Linked DNA regions of Homo sapiens: regions 1, 3 and 4 are each linked to region 2. A link is a contact called in ENCODE Hi-C data. All regions are on one chromosome and are shown on one strand. Each heading gives the region's core, a stretch centred on a gene start or an enhancer-like site at or near the end of the contact. The rest is flanking DNA. Distances are from core to core; before and after follow the strand shown. Region 1 holds the start of MAOA (monoamine oxidase A). Region 2 overlaps LOC105373188 (a long non-coding RNA gene). Region 3 has its middle 170 kb from the start of CASK. Region 4 has its middle 200 kb from the start of CASK.

What was found. A loop is a pair of places that touch in the nucleus more often than their neighbours do. Pooled maps may share reads with other maps.
Region 1: a loop to region 2 is called in a map of naive thymus-derived CD4-positive, alpha-beta T cell, with 5 times the contacts of the local background. The contact joins the promoter of MAOA here to the enhancer-like site in region 2. A Hi-C loop is called at or near these places in 1 of 168 maps with a recorded cell type or tissue (naive thymus-derived CD4-positive, alpha-beta T cell), 1 of 37 single-sample maps with no recorded cell type and 5 of 50 pooled maps.
Region 3: a map with no recorded cell type shows a loop between it and region 2 (13-fold over the local background). The contact joins two enhancer-like sites. A Hi-C loop is called at or near these places in 4 of 37 single-sample maps with no recorded cell type and 8 of 50 pooled maps.
Region 4: a loop to region 2 is called in a map of naive thymus-derived CD4-positive, alpha-beta T cell, with 4 times the contacts of the local background. The contact joins two enhancer-like sites. A Hi-C loop is called at or near these places in 1 of 168 maps with a recorded cell type or tissue (naive thymus-derived CD4-positive, alpha-beta T cell), 4 of 37 single-sample maps with no recorded cell type and 11 of 50 pooled maps.

What each region holds. Positions count from the first base shown.
Region 1 is chrX:43,655,006-43,657,705 of GRCh38, reverse strand. MAOA (monoamine oxidase A) reads right to left here and starts at 1,407. Exons shown (of 15, transcript NM_000240.4): 1 at 1,292-1,407. The coding sequence starts at 1,364. RefSeq lists an enhancer at 2,514-2,573 and a silencer at 2,505-2,700.
Region 2 is chrX:42,942,288-42,944,987 of GRCh38, reverse strand. It overlaps LOC105373188 (a long non-coding RNA gene), which reads right to left. Exons shown (of 5, transcript XR_949037.3): 5 at 1-448. Among named protein-coding and RNA genes, the nearest start is that of PPP1R2C, 170 kb to the right of the region's middle. RefSeq lists a silencer at 421-480. Within about 2 kb of position 1,352, at least 7 of the 41 ENCODE cell types and tissues checked have a DNase peak (open chromatin) inside an H3K27ac peak, as active enhancers do.
Region 3 is chrX:42,095,060-42,097,759 of GRCh38, reverse strand. No RefSeq gene overlaps it. Among named protein-coding and RNA genes, the nearest start is that of CASK, 170 kb to the right of the region's middle. Within about 2 kb of position 1,344, at least 2 of the 41 ENCODE cell types and tissues checked have a DNase peak (open chromatin) inside an H3K27ac peak, as active enhancers do.
Region 4 is chrX:42,117,849-42,120,548 of GRCh38, reverse strand. No RefSeq gene overlaps it. Among named protein-coding and RNA genes, the nearest start is that of CASK, 200 kb to the right of the region's middle. Within about 2 kb of position 1,373, at least 2 of the 41 ENCODE cell types and tissues checked have a DNase peak (open chromatin) inside an H3K27ac peak, as active enhancers do.

The DNA.
Region 1 (2,700 bases), core at 158-2,657, 710 kb before region 2:
CAGATCCTGCAGGGATAACTCAGAAATTATTAACACCTAGTAGGGGGAGGATAGGTCAGTGTGGTATTCTAGCCAGGGATGAAAGGCAACAAAATTCCTAATTTTCAAACATTTTACCAATGATGGCAACATAGGCGACAATATATCAATCATGATGAGGCTTCCAGGAAGATATTGGAAAGCCTCATGCACCACTCACTTGGTTAGCCACAAATCCAAGCCAGGACCAGGGGCACCCTGGCCCACCAACTGGCTCATCAGAAGACAAGATTCAGGTGGTGGGAGCTCTTAGTGAAAGGAGGAAGGAGGATACAACAGGGCACTCAGCCCCTGCTTCATAAAGGGATTCTCTTTGGACAATAAATGTCCTACACCTTCCTGCAAGTTCATATATATATATACACACACACAGTTCATATATATATATATATAAACACAGTTCATATATATATATATAAACACAGTTCATATATATATATAAACACAGTTCATATATATATATAAACACAGTTCATATATATATATAAACACAGTTCATATATATATATAAACACAGTTCATATATATATATAAACACAGTTCATACACACACACACACACACACACACACACACACACACAGGAATAGTTTAAGAGCTCACCCCCTCTTCTCCTCTTTTTTTTTTTAACCTTTTCTTAAAGGAGTCTACCTCCTTCCTCTTCACCTACTAAATTTTCTACGGAAAATAGAGAAGAGCAGGACTGGAATAACACTACTGCTCCCTCAATACTACAGAAATCTGTATCCTGATGTTCTGTTTAGGGCAAAGGATATGAAATCAGTGAGGCAAAGCAGCCACCTCAGGAATTAGTACTGCAGGTCTTAAATGGGAGAAAATCGTTCAGCCACTTACAAGCTAGGTGATTCGACCTCAAGAGAGTTATTGAAACTCCCCAGACCTCAGTTTCTTGGTTTTGCAAAACGGGGATGAATTTAGTTCCCACCTCACAGGACTGTTGAGGACTGAGAAAATCCACGTAAAGTGCTAAATACAACTGCACAGCAAGAGCTAATTAAATATTAGTATTTAATAGTAGTAGTAGTAAAATTATTGTGTCTGCCTCCCCCAGTCACACCACCAGCAAAACTGGCACAACCCCCACTCCTACCTCGCAGGATATGGGGCCAAGCCATGGCTACACTACACTCTCGCATGCATGAGAGACCCCCAAACACCACAAGAGCTACTGTAGGTTCCCCTACCCCTCACTGGCCAGGGTCCCCCAGGCCACCGCTACGGTCCACACTGACCTGAAATGCCACCTCCGATCACGACTACGTCGAACATGTGGCCCGCGATACTCGCCTTCTCTTGATTCTCCATGCTTTGGCTGACACGCTCCTGGGTCGTAGGCACAGGAGTGGGGACGGCAAAGGGTGGGAAGGACCCTTCTATCAACTCCCCCGGGGAGCCCGGGGGCGGAGCCGATCCTTCTTTTGATACCCGGGGGGAGCCGGGCACTGTGGGCGGGGCGAACCCTTTTGCTGATACTCCGGGAGCGCCCAGGGGCGGAGCTGATGTTTCAGCTGATACCCGGGGGGAGCTGGGCACTGAGAGCGGGGCGGACCCTTGTACTGACACTCGGCGAGAGTTATTAGGTTTAGAATGTCCTTGTGTCGGCAGCTGGAAAGGATTACTGGGTGCAGGAGGTTCTTGTATTGAACCCCGCGGAGTGTCAGGCACTGAGGTGGGGGTAGACGCCTGCCTTGACACTGGGGGGATGTTATGGGGTGCAGGAGGTGCTTGTGGCGACACTGGGGAAATGTTATTGGGTAGAGGTGGTCCTGGTACCAAACCCCAGGGGAAGCTGGACACTGAGGATGCGGCAGACCCTTGTACTGACACTCGGGGGTGTTACTGGGTGTAGGAGGTGCTTGTATTGACACTTGCGAAAGGTCATTGGGTATAGGAGGTCCCCGTACAAATATCCAAGTGTAGTCGGACACTGAGGTCAGGTTGGAATCCGGGGGCAGGGTCGGTCCTTTTACCAAACCCCGTGGGGTGCTGAACCCTGAGGAGAAGGCAGACCCTTGCAATGACTCTACGGGGGAGTTTACGGGCGGGGTAGGTCCTGTTACTAATACCCAGGGAATGCCGGTGTCCTGATTGGAGGCTGTGACGGCCCCATCGGAGGAGTTCGAGCTGGTGGTAGACTTGGGGATCCGACTGCTCGGGTTGTAAGCGCTGAAACCCCGGAGGCCACTCTTGGAGTCGGAGTCAGTACTCTCGCTAAGACCGGTAGTGCTGATTGGGGAGTGTATGCTGGAGCTCCAGGAGGCGGCCTCGGCAGTTGAGGACGTGCTCCACTGGGAACTGGCTAGCGGATCCGAGACGGACCGCCACTCAGAACGGACGCTCCATTCGGACAGGCTGTAGGAGGTGTCGTCCAAGCTGGAGTCCGGGTTCGGGACCTGGGCAGTTGTGCCCCCGGCTTCGGGCGGGCCCTCCGCCTTGCGCTCGGTGCCGGTGCCGGTACTGGTGCGGGTACTGGTGCCGGTGCCGGTACTGGTGCGGGTACTGGTGCCGGTGCCGGTACTGGTGCGGGTACTGGTGCCGGTGCCGGTGCCGCCGGGGAAGGAGGCTGAGGCGTTTGTGCTCATGTTTCTGGAGCACGCTGGGCGCTGGGGGCGGTGTTCTGCTTCCCGCAGCCCTTCTCCAC
Region 2 (2,700 bases), core at 103-2,602:
GAATTTTTTCTCTTGTTTGTTTTGAGTTGAGGTAAGACATAGGGAAGATTCTTGAGACATTTAGAGGCTGAAAGAGAAGCAGTGGCCATTTTGTGGCTCACACATATTGTTGCTGATCTGTAGATTCACCCTACTGGTGTGAAGCAGCATCTGATTCTGTGGCTGCTCTACCTGCCGCTGATATTCTTTCAGCTTCTCAGACTCCTAGACCAGGGGTGTGTGTTTCACTTTGTGACAAAGGGCCCCACTTCTGCTGGATACCCTCATTACCAAGGTTAGAGGCAACAAGAATGAACACAGGTTTTAGTCCTTCTCCACGGAGTTCCAGCTTAAGCTTGTTGGTTCCAGCCTGCTTGTGTTTTTCCTTTTCTGACTGCCATCCCTGTGATCTTGAAGCCTCAGCATCATGTGTGAGAAAACAGCCATACAGAGACTGCTTAGCCAGCTCCTACAATTGCATAAGGCCAATTCCGTATAACCAATTTCTCTCTCAGATAGAGGAAGAGATACATATAGCTATAAATAAAAATATAGATAATATAGAGATACCAGTAGTTCTCAGCTGGAGGCAATTTTCACCCTCAGGGAACATTTGGCAGTGTCTGCATACGTTTTTGGTTGTTACAACTTGGTGGAGGGTAGAGAGTTGTGCTACTGGCATATAGTGAGTAGAGGCCATAGATAAACCCACAATTCACAGGACTGTCCCCCACCCTCACACCCCAACAAAGAATTATCCAGCCCAAAAGTCAATAATGCCACTCTGCAGAATATCTGATATAAATATAGAGATCTAGATAGATACTAGTTTTTGCTTCTCTGATTAAATGCTAACTGATACAGATTTTAATACCAAGAGTGGTTCCAGGGGGATAGAATCTTAAGTATGAATTCTCTGACTTGGTTTTGAGTCTTCTCTAATATGATTAAATTTAAAAGCACTAATGAGTCTACTTCTAGCAGTAAGAAGGGCACTGGTAGTCAATGGCATGATGTGGCAATAGAGATACACAAAATATCCCCACTGGTTACTGTTAGGGTCCACCCAACTGGACTGTTTCCCCCTCCCATAGATCTAAGCCCCAAAGGCCAAAAGCAAAACACCCTACCCCAAACCCTCCTGTAACTGTTTGACCAGAGGCCAGCTGCTCCAGGATGTGGTTAAGACATCTACCTTGCACAACAGAACTGGCAAGAAAAACATCTCCAGGAAGTGGTCAGACACCTGGCACAAAGGACCCCCCCCCCGCCCCGTCTCTTTTCTTTTTCCTTCACCTTGACCCAGTTCTACACCCTATAAAACCTTGCTATAGCCTGTAAGTGGGGCTGCCTCCTCTGCTTTTGTCAAGAGGTGGCCTGGCAGGACTGACAATAAATCAGCTTGCCTGAACTTGGGTCTATTGGCCTCATTCCTTTCTCGGCCATCCTTCCAATTATCCCTTACAGTTACTCCTAATCAAACACTTACAGAAGACAAGGTTCTGGGTGACCATGTATTTGATGCCTTAGCACATTTTAGTCAAACCAAGGAGTACAATGAGGTTGGCTGTTTGCTCCTAACTGCGTGGGAGAAAGTAGGGAAAGGATAGGCTCGGGAATTTGAATTATCAGCTCAAAGTCCACATAAAGAAACTGAAAGCTTCTGTTTGCCCTGAAAGAAATTCTTATCTTCCTTCCATAGCCACAGGGCCCTGAAAACCAAAATTCAGAGTCTCCGCCCTGCCAGTGGCTGAATGATGCAAAGTGATTTCTCAGCCTTGTAGCCTCTGTATGAATATAAAGCTGGAATGGGATCCTATGGGCAGATTCTCACAAAGCTGGGGACTCTAACCCCTGAGTTCTGCTGAGCCTTTTTTGCCAGTAGAAGCAGCCTTTCTACTCCTGTCTTGAGAAGATTGGCCCTCCTTTGCCTGCCTTTCCTGAGGTAGTTGACTGGTAAGGCACTGCTGATCCTCTTTAAGACCTACCCCCACCACCTCTCTTTGCTTCTAAACCTATAACTTACCTGAAGTCCCAGCGGGCTCAGAGGGGTAAAGTACAAAGTGTAACCCATGAGGAGCTGCTATGCATACCAAAAGCATTGTACAGTTTTATCACTTTATATAGTCAGAAACCTGGGGGATATGCATAGGAATCAATTTTAAAGATATGGAGTCAAAGTGAAAGGAAAATGAAGTTGGATTGGGCAGAATTAGTTGATATGGGCCTGTATTCATCAGCTTGGCGTGCCATAACAAAATACCATGGGCAGGGTGGCTTAAATAACAAAAAAATTATTTTCTTACAATTTTGGAGGATTGAAGTTCAAGATCAAGGTGCCAACAGGCTTAGTTTCTGTGGAGGGCACTTTCCAGCTTGCAGATGGCTACCTTCTTACTGTACCTTCACATGGTCTTTCCTCTGGGCATTCACGTGGAGAGAGAGAGAGACAGCGCTGATGTCTCTTCCTTTTCTTATAAGGACATCAGCCCTATGGAATTAAGGCCTCACCCTTATGACCTCATTTTACTTAATTATCCCCATCTCCAAATATAGTCACATTGGGGGTTAGGGTTTCAACATACACATTTTGGGGAGGAGGCAACAATGCAGTCCATAACAGGGCCAACTAAGCAAATATTCTAGATTCAGTGTTTCAGGTTGAGGGGCTTGACAGTTTACTTGGTTGGTTGGCTGAAACATGGACCCAAAAGTGACCTA
Region 3 (2,700 bases), core at 95-2,594, 850 kb after region 2:
CTTTCAACATAAGGAAACCAAGGCAGAGAGGAGTTAAATAACTAGCTCAGAAGTGAGCAGCTGGTAACAGAGCTAAAGTTTAACCTAGAGCCCCTGACTACAAGTCCAGGGCTTGCTCACCACCCGCTACCCCATTACACACACACACACACACCAAACTGCCGGAATTACTTTCTCTTAAAATGAAAAACTTACAATATAATCACATCGCAGAAAATTTGGAATAAAGGATAGCTCAAATCCCATCACCATATCAACTGTATTTCCTTCCAGTTTTTCTTCATAAATAGTGATTTTGTTTTTGTTTTGATTCTGTAGTGTTCATTTACTTTCTCTCTACAATTTTTGTTTCTCCAAAGCTTTCTTGAGCAAAATGTGTGCTTTTTCCTGGCTCCCCTTTGTGCTTCTCCACCATCAAGGAAGAGTCTCTGCTTTTGTTGAAAAAGTTCCAGGCATTTCCAAACAGGCTGGGGACCACTAAGATTCTGCTAGAACTATCTAGTCTGAAAGAGCAGTTTTAACAGGCATAGGCCCCACAAAATTGTTCTTCCCACTGGCTCAGCTTGAGGGGCTCAAGACTCTTCAGGCAACTGACCACTGATACTGAGGCAATGTCATTTGGTTCTCAGTCATACCCACACTTCATAATATAGTTGTCCATCCCTCCATATCCACAGGGGATTGGTTCCAGCACTCCAAGAGAATACCAAAATCTGTGGATGCTCAAGTCTTCTACATAAAATGGTGCAATATTTGCATATAACTTACACACATCCTCCCATATAGTTTGAATTATCTCTAGATTACTTATAACACTTAATACATTATAAATGCTATGTAAATAATTGTTATACTATATTTTATTTGGATTTTTTTTACTGTTGTATTGTTATTGTCAACTGAAGAACCACAAGGTTTATAAATTTGGAAAGGAGAGCTGTATTTCTCATAAAGGGTTGCAGCCTGCAGGCTGGCCATGCCACAGGCTGGGATGCGTAGCTTCCAGTAAAAGCTGAGAGCAAACACTTTGAGGGAGGGAAGGATAAGAAAGGAATTTGTGCTGGATGGGTTGTGTAAGTATACATATTTAATAAGCTGTAGGAGGATTTATGAATATTTATGAAAGAAGCATGCATATATCCAATCGAATTTCATGCCTCTTCATGGGTCACATGTACAAAAAATGGTGTGTTAGCATGATCAGAGGGTGGAGTTCTCAGCCTTCTGATGTCAAAAGGTGAAGCAGAGGACGTGAAAACCCTCACTGTACGTCATTTGTAGACCGGCCGGAACCACTCCATGATCGGTGGCCTCTTATCAGGAAGGAATGCTGGTCAGTTGCTGTGTTGAAACCACAAACGGGAAGGAAAATCTGGTCACTGCCCCAGATACTTGGCTAAGGATGATAAAGGAATGAGTCGTCCATTTCTGATTTTCCACCACTGATTTCTGCTTACTCTTTAGGAAAGAATTTGGGTTAAAAATTAATAAGAAAAAGGCCTATTGAGGCATGTCTTACCTCCTATCCTTTCATGGCCAGGAACTCCACTTTTCAGGTTTCTCTGGGATTCCCCTTAGCCAAGAGGAGGTCTGTTCAGTCAGTTGGGGGTCTTAGGATTTTATTTTTATTTCTCATTATTTTTTTCAAATACTTTTGATCTGCAGTAGGTTGAATCTGCTGATATGGAACCATCAGGTACAGAGGACCTACTGTACTCTTTTTCATTTCTGTGTGCTTTTGCCTTATCTTTCTCCACTCCCTTCTCCCTGCTCTTTGCAGAGGCCTTCCAAACCCTTCCACACATTTTATCTCACTTCTTTGGTGATTCTCAGTCCAGTAATCAGCAAGCCCTTTGCTAAAATTATGATCACATTCCACAATGGGAGCATGTAAATGATAATTTATTCACAATATTCTCATTTTCAGTAAAGGGGTTCCTGAAAGGTTATAAGACAAATCACTATTAACCTAATCATATTGTGAAAGGAAAATAAATCTTGGGGCCCCAAAATCACTATGCTAAAGGGAAAAGTTAAGCTGGGAACTGGGAAAAACCTGTCTCCCATTTTATTATAAATGCATATCTAATTGCCTCCTTTGGAGAGGCTAATCAGAAGCTCAAAAGAATGCAACCATTTGTCTCTTGTCTACCTATGGCCAGGAAGCTCCCTCCCCACTTCGAGTTGTCCCCCGTTTTCTTCGAGTTGTCCCGCCCTTCCAGACCGAACCAATGTTCATCTTACATATGTTGATTGATGTCTCATGTCTCTCTAAAATGTATAAAAAAAAATTGTGCTCTGACCACCTTGGACATGTCGTCAGGACCTGCTGAGGCTGTGTCACAGGTGCACGTCCTCAACCTTGACAAAATAAACTTTCTAAATTAACTGAGACCTATCTCAGATATTCGGGTTTCACATTTTGGTAACGATGGAGGGATTCCGGGTGGAGGTACCCCTGACCTTTGACAAATCTGCTATCAGTGCTTGGTACCAGCATGAGCTAACTTTATGGCTCAAACCAATAGGACAATTTGCTGAGGTCTGGGAGCACTTACTCCAGAAAATCCCTGATCTCCCAAAATTTGATTGAAATCAAAAGTTTATTTTGCTGTATAACCCCTTTTTTTTGGATTTTTACTTGCTTCCAACAAGAAAGGCAAGCTTTTCAGCTTCCATAATGATGGAAGGCAGGTAACT
Region 4 (2,700 bases), core at 124-2,623, 820 kb after region 2:
AGTTCCCAGGTGATACTGATAATGCTGGTCCAGGGACTACACTTTGAAAATGCTTTCTTAGAAGGTAATGAGCTAAGTAATGTTTTGATTTTACTCAAAAGTGTGACAACTGGAACAAGCTGAATTTTTACCCAGGCACTTTCTCCTGGAATCACCAAGTTGAAGAGAAAACTCTAAAGGCTGTTTAATGTTTGAGGTGATCCCAGTTGAGCAAAATTCTTCAATTGAGTAGATTTAATTATCTCAGTTAATATCTAATAGGCATTGTTTTTTCTTACTCAGCAGTTCAATAATTAAGCATGATTCTCATTGGAGACAAAGCAAAGAATTAAAGACAGGATAGTACTTGTTAATGCTGATAAGCCTTTTGCCCTGTGGAAAAATTGAAGTAGTATTTCTATCTTATCTAAAGTAAGAAAATGGTTTTATTATTTGGGTATTAATAATTATGCCAAAATAAAGTATTTTTTACCTGACCCAAGTAGTAGATGGAACATGTTTGGAATAGTATTATTTGAAATCCTTGGGTTAAAAAATGTTTTATGCTGAAAAATTTGACTTTGAGAAGTGAATAAACAAATCTTCCAGGAAATCCTCCTTCCACTTGAGCCTATTTTATCCCAGGCCTAGATGTGCACTTCTCCAAACTTTTGAATGTATTCAAATCACCTGGGGATTTGATAAAATACAGATTCTAATTCAGTGGGTCTGGGGTGGAACCCAAGGGTCTATATTTCTAATAAGCTTCCAGATGAGGCCTATGCTACTGGTTTACGGACTCTGCTTTGAGTACAAAGGGTCTATACAGCTCTGCTCCCAACAGGTCACCAAGGCTTGCTCTATGACCACGTTCTTCAGAACCCATTTCTTCCTCTTTGTCTTCATCTACCACATCTGAATTGCTTTAGCCCAAGCTCCCCAGCAAGATGAGAACGACTGTGCCCTACCTTGAGAATGGTGCAGGGCTTCCCAGTGCCAACCAATGAGGCTTATAATATTATAACTATATAGTTATAACGTTATAACCATGTTATAGTTATAATCTTTGAATTATATTATAATATATTATAATATAATTCAATGATTCTCCAGGTATGCTCTGCTTCGGCATCCCTTTCAGTTCCTTTTTGTTACTCCAGCTTTGGCCCTAGCCAGCTTTCTATTGAAACCTATTAAGTCATTGCCATGTGATAACTTGTTCTACTCCTGTCTGAAGATATCCCTAGTTTATTTGCTCTCAAACAATAGACCATCTGTTCAAACATTGCTTCTCTGGGTTTCCACACTCTTTCCCAAGGTGATGACTCATGGTTTTGTTTAACAAGGCAAGAATAGAGATCCCTGGGGGCTTTTCTGCTGGCCTAGCACAAGTACTAGACAGTTTTGGTGCTGGCTCCAATGTCTCTCCTGGGCTTTTCTGGGGATACCAACAACCTCACATCTCTCCCACCTCAACTCTTCAAGAATGGTTGCCATTTCTCAATTTTTACTCCTCCTCTGTGCACCCCACGCCCCAAATAGTCACATCTTTGCAGAAGTCATTATCATAACCAGAAGTAACAATGGTTAACATGATTGAACACTAAACATGTGCCAAGTACTTTGTATTGTCTCAGATTTTCACAACGAACCCACAAAATAAGAATTATTATTTCCTTTTTAGGGATAAGGAAACTGAGTCTTAGAGATGAGCAAACTTGCCCTGGGCCACACAGATGAAAATGGCAGAGCTGAGATTCAAACCCAGCTCTGTGTGATTGCAAAGACAATACACTACATTGTCTTCCTTAAGGAACTTTGAGGAATATTTTCTCCAATCTAGATCTAGGGACGTTTGTCTGGCATTGGGTAGCCTGCACTGATACAGTGGATGGTCCCATCCTGACCATTTAGTGATGTAGAATCCTTTTCATTAGCCAGTGACTACTAAGAATCTAAGTATTTATAGTTTGCAGAAAGGAATAGATCACACTCTGTAGATACCATGCTTATCCCCTCATACCCACCAAGATACAGCCCACAAAGATAAACTCGATACTGAAACAAGTTGACGTGTAGAGTATAAGCAAATAATTAGAAATTCATTAATTTAAAAAATAAAATTATATTCTTCACATCATACAGAAATATAGATTCCAAGTCAACAAAAGACCTACAAATCAATCAACAAGCATATATATAGTTAAAATTATTATAAGGAAATATAGAGTGATAATTTTGTAATCTAGAGGTAAGAAAAGTTCTCTTAAGCAAGACCTAAAAAACAGAAACAGGCAGGGTGCAGTGGCTCACGCCTGTAATCCCAGCACTTTGGGAGGCCGAGGCAGGTGGATCACCTGAGGTCAGGAGTTCGAGATCAGCCTGGCCAACATGGTGAAACCCTGTCTCTACTAAAAATACCAAAACTAGCCAGGCGGCAGGCGCCTGTAATCCCAGCTACTCGGGGGGCTGAGGCAGGAGAATCGCTTGAACACGGGAGGTGAGGTTGCAGTGAGCCAAGATTGTGCTATCGCACTCCAGCCTGGGGGACAAGAGCAAGACTTTGTCTCAAAAAAAAAACAGAAACAATAAGGGGAATAAAATCAACGTATTTGCCTACAGGTGAATTGGAAACTTGTGTATGGCAAAACACACCATAAACAACTTTAAAAGACAATAAAGAGACTGGGGAAAAGTATTTGCAATAAATATAACAGTCAA